2 separate regions of the Homo sapiens genome follow, and region 2 is linked to region 1. The links are chromatin contacts, found by Hi-C in ENCODE. All regions are on one chromosome and are shown on one strand. Each heading gives the region's core, a stretch centred on a gene start or an enhancer-like site at or near the end of the contact. The rest is flanking DNA. Distances are from core to core; before and after follow the strand shown.

What was found. A loop is a pair of places that touch in the nucleus more often than their neighbours do. Pooled maps may share reads with other maps.
Region 2: a loop to region 1 is called in a pooled map, with 8 times the contacts of the local background. The contact joins the promoter of SGO2 here to the promoter of INO80D in region 1. A Hi-C loop is called at or near these places in 7 of 50 pooled maps.

The regions. Positions count from the first base shown.
Region 1 is chr2:206,084,917-206,087,435 of GRCh38, forward strand. INO80D (INO80 complex subunit D) reads right to left here and starts at 1,258. Exons shown (of 11, transcript NM_017759.5): 1 at 985-1,258. It overlaps INO80D-AS1 (INO80D antisense RNA 1), which reads left to right. Exons shown (of 2, transcript NR_186084.1): 2 at 1,041-2,519. RefSeq lists silencers at 1-283, 185-234, 275-474, 495-664, 745-954 and enhancers at 1,005-1,294, 1,021-1,840, 1,345-1,394, 1,405-1,514.
Region 2 is chr2:200,524,950-200,527,468 of GRCh38, forward strand. It overlaps SGO2 (shugoshin 2), which reads left to right and starts at 1,258. Exons shown (of 9, transcript NM_152524.6): 1 at 1,258-1,303. RefSeq lists a silencer at 1,127-1,176.

The DNA of each region.
Region 1 (2,519 bases), core at 8-2,507:
TCCAAACCGGAAGAGAAGGCCCTCTCCCCAACCTGGGGGGCTCTAGGGGGAAGGGGCTGGAGTTAGCAGCCCCGAATGGGCTCGCGGGGAGTTGGGTGGGGCGCGGGCGAGGGGTGCAGGGGCGGAGTACCTTCTTCAATGGACAGGAACTGGCAAAGAGTTTCAAAATAGCCGAGTGCGCTCCCCCACGCCCTGGGGGGTCCCGGGCGCTAGGACCAGGGCTCCCCGGAGAGACAGCGGCCCCCAGTTCGGGCCTAAAAGGAAACTTTCTGGGCCGCGGCTGCACCTGACTCCTCACCGCCCCTCCACCCGACCCCACGCCCGCCAGGCCGCCCGCCCCGCCCCGCCCCGGCCTGGCCGTCCGGAGCGCGGAGGAGGGGGATAAATAAATTCAACTCTTACCGGAATCTGGGGGCCGTCTGCGAGAGACCCGGGGGAAGGGGAGCCGGGCGCCCATTCCCCACTCCCCACTCCTAGGCCCTGACGCCCCTGTCCCGGCAGCCCGGGCCTGCCGCCCCGCGGGAAAGCCTCCGGGCCGGCGCGGGATTCGGCCCAGCAGCGCCGCCGTCCCACCCGGAGACCCCGGGGGACTCGAGGGGGCGCGCGGAGGCCCGGGGTGCGGGGGCAGGGCGCGGCTGCCGTGGGGCCTACCGGCCCGAGGCCTACCGGCGCCCCCCCCTCCCGCCGCACACCCCCACCTGGCCCGCGCAGGCCGCTCCGCTCGCCCCACTCCGGCTCCGGCTGGACCCCTGCCCGCCCGCCGTCGCCGCCCGCGGGCGCCCCGGAGGCCCTCAGGCCCCCGGCCTCCACCACCCGGGCGCCGGCCCCACTCACCCTTTCATTCTCCGCCCGGGGCCTGGCGTGGGCCGGCGAATCCCCGGCCTCACGTAAGCGCGCTCGCCGCCCGCCCAGCCTGCGCGGCCCAGCCCGCCGCCCTACGGGAGCCCGGGGATGTGGGCCGGGCCTGGGGCCGCCTCTGCTTACCTTTCAGCTGCTTTTTTTTTTCTCCTTCCCCCCTGTTCCCTCGGCTGGGCTGACAGATCAGAGTGAGAGGCGCTGGCAATGGACTAGGAAGCTCGGCTGCCGCTGCTACTGCTCCCCCCTGGGCTCCGGCGAGAGCCTTTCCCTGTCAAGCAAGAGGGGTGAGGATCATATTTTTATTTTGGAAACTAAAAAGTGCTCCCAGGGTCGGTGATTATTAAGGGGAAATCCCTGAATATACTCTCCAGCCAAGAAGGCAGGGCTGCCGGGGCTGTACAAGAAGAGGCAGCAGCCTCCTACAGCACCACTACAGGCACTGCGAGGACATAACACCAGAGAGCTGCTCCTCTGCCCTCCGAAACGACAACTTTCCTACCATCTTGGAGGCAGAGCAAAGGGGGGCCAGGGGGAAAAGTGCACCCGCTCCCGATAAAGTACAAATTTTTACTTCTCATCTCTGGAAAAAAGTCCACACCGGCCGTCTACACCCGCGCCTGGGGGAGAAAGCAGGGAAGAAACGGGGGGTGCATGAGAAACGTTTTCATTTGCTCCAGGGGGAAAAATGTTTCTGCATCTTCTGATGGAAAGAAATCTTTACAAGACACAGGTTTTCCGGTGGTTATTGTTTTTTATTTTCTGTTTTTAATTTTTTTCATGTTAGTGACAGTGATATTTTAATATTTTTTTAAGCCAGTAATAATTTTTCTCCATTACAGGGCTAAGTTCTGTGGCTGGTGGTCAGTTTGTAAATTTATACTTAAAGAGACTTAATAGTAACTTCATTTATTTGTCTGGTTATGTTATTGTATATATAAATATTTATGTTTTCATATATTGCATATAAAAATTTGTGTTACATGTTACTCTCAGAACAGATTGCTGTAAGACAATTGTAAAAAAACATGTCTTTCGTCTGTTTCTCAAAGCAATGTAAATAAAACCTATGGACTGTCCAGAAAGGCATGATACAGTGTGTCATTTTCCACAGTGCAGATAAAGGCAGCTATCACTGGGGATTTAAAAACGGCCCCTGTTTCTGGAAATTCTGTTATGCTGCCCATACAGAAAGGATACAGTAAAACTGGAAAGAGATTTTAAAGACAGCCTTAGATTTTTCTTGAGGTAAAATAGCTTATTAAGAATTATATCCGGGCATTTAATTTTTTTATTTATTTAGATTCTTTAAACTCTAGCTAGATCTTTGGTGCATTACACATGTTGCTATCTGCTTTTTGTGTCACAGAATTGAGAAATGTGGCTATTTTTGTTAGTTATGTTAGTTCAGAACTTCCAATGTGCTGCCAGCCTGTATGATAGACTTTTTGTATATTGCAGTGGATGTCATGAATTTACTTTTTTAAATGAGCAAAGCTTACTAGATAAATGGGATCAGAGTTAAACAATGCTGTTAGCACAGAGGTGAGAGGGACAAAGGGTACCCATTTACATCGATTCCAATAGAACGCTTATTGGAGGATAAATTGCAGAGACATTTTTCTATTTTTGTGAAGAAAGAGAAAAATAATAGAAAAAGAACC
Region 2 (2,519 bases), core at 8-2,507, 5.6 Mb before region 1:
AAACCATCATAAAAATATATGGGATGCTGTTTAACTCCATTTTACAAATAAGGAAACAGAAGCCCAGAGAGATTAAGTAGTTTGGCCAAGATTAAATAACCATTAAATGGCACAGTCACTACAAGGTTCATTTAAAAAAACATATAACATACATTGAGCATTTAATGTGTCAGGCTGGGTAAACAAGATATAGTGCTAGTTAACTCCTAGGTAAGCATAAATTTCTATAACCAGTATATTACTTTGTAAACCACTGTCTTCTGGAATTTTAGCAGCTGGACAATCAGTAAATACTTTTCTACTTACACAAGATTCATGTAACCAGATCTGTTTGGAGACTGATCGTGATTTATATTAGACTAAAAGATCTTAACTCAAAAGCATGTTTTGCATCATTTGTCTAGATTCTTTAAAGTAAAAATGGAAAGCTGTAATTCTCAAATGTCTTCGAATGAACAAAAAATTGACAAGAATATGAAGCTGACTGCATTACTGTATCATCAATTATTGGAACCTTGATTTAACAAGCTATTTTCATTTTCAGTCCAATGGCATACAAAGAGGAAATTTTATTCTTTGTAGTTTCTCCAAATTCTTTGTAAAAATTATGAAAGTAATTTGCGAAAAATAAGCGAATTGACATGGAATATAAGGTGAATAATACATTTTTAAAATGTAGTTGTGTATAATGGAAAACGTCATTCTTGTATATTCAGCTAAAACAGACCATTAGTGCAAGACCTAAATATTAATGAGATCCGGGGTTTGCAACGAAATGTCATTGCTGCTTTTCCCCCAGAAAGTTAAAAGAAAAACGGGGAGAGCTTTTAAGTGAAAACTAAATGTGCTGGCGTCACACTTGGAAATGCAAGGATGCAGAAGAAATGGTAAGATGTGGGTGGGTAGTATCCCAGTAAACAACATAAACCTTCTAACAGACTTGAGGTGGCTGTCAAGCCTTTCAGACATGTGATTGATAATGAATGTCAGAGGAGAGTTTCCTTTTCCATCAACGCTTCAGGAGACAGCGGACCGCCACCAACACAGGGCGGAAGAGCACCCCTGTCACGCAGACTGTGCCGCCCCCGGCTCGCCTGGGCACGCCCCTTCCTGCCCTAGCAGCGGCGTCCCGCCCTTTCCGCCTTTCACTTCCTAGTAACCGCCCTCCCTTGCTCCATCTTCGCAGGACCCGATTGGCTGATGGGGCAACCGCCAACGGCTGTGGCGTTTAAACCCAAGCCGCAGCCGCTGCTGCTCGCCGAGCTCCCGGAGCTGGGTGGGGGTGCCCCACGCTGAAAGAGAGGTAAGTTAGTGGCCTGCGGCAGTTGACGTGACCGCCCTCTCCCTGTCGGGATCGGTGTCGTTCTTGAGTCGGTTCTCTAGGCGCTGTCCGCCTCGGTCTCCGGCTCGTCTTCCGCCCTCTGTCCTCCGGGATCCGGGACGGCGGCCCCTCTCCGGCTACGAGGGGTTCGTTGACGGAGTCCTGTTTTGGCTTTGAGTCGCTGCCTCTTGTTTCTGAGATTTGAGCGTCCGGCAGGGCGAGCGGGGAGAGCCACCAGTTAGGTCAGCTACTTAAGGGAAGATATTTCTGTCTCTGGGACTGCTCTACTCCCTTGAACAGTTTCTAGGGCATTGTGAGCGCTCAGTACGTGTCTGCGGAATGAATGTTAGGGACTGCGTGCCAAAGTTCTCGAAGGAGCCCTCTCGTTTGGAGAGGCTGGCTGAAGGCGAAGGGGTGATGGAAGACTAGGGAGAACTTGGAACTTAGAACTTGAGCTGCTTGATGTACAGGTAGGATTTCAGTAGAGAATAGGGACAATGATTTTTTAGATGAGGTATCCAATTCAGGAGAATTGGATGTGGAACTGAGTATTTCGTATTTAGAGATAGTCGAGATGCTGGCCGGACAAGTGTCACAGAGTGCTGGTATTGAGTGCTGATAGTTTACCAGGTCCCGTACTAGACACTGTACATACATTGGCTCATTTAGTCCCTACAAGGAGATGCCCTTATTTTTTATGGTTTTATAAATCTGGAAATTGAGACGAAGAGGTGTTGAGATCACATAGCTATGAAACGTTGGAACTGGAGCTCCAACACAGTTGTAATCACTATCATAATGTCTCAGTGTCTATATGGTAAATCACCCTGGAACAGTACCCCAAATGCCTGGTTCTGGCTCCTAAAGTTTCCCTTGGTGAGGTCATTGATGTAGGGGGTTGCAGGGCAGTGTCAAGGAACACTCCCAGATTTCTGGCATGAGGATTTGAATAGGCGATTGACAGTGTCGTTTATTAAATTAAGGAATTGTGTCAGAACCAGCTTATTGGGGAGGGCAGTCCAGCTGTGGTTTCCTAATTAGTAAAGTGAGATTTGATATTCCAGACTGGATTTTTTGGGAGATGAACTAGATTTCTATGTTAGGATCCCTTTCAGGTGTGTGAGATGCAACAGTTTGTGGGGAGTTTCTGTGTTCTACTGTCTTTGAGATAGATAGTGATCTTTGATTTTAAAGTTTC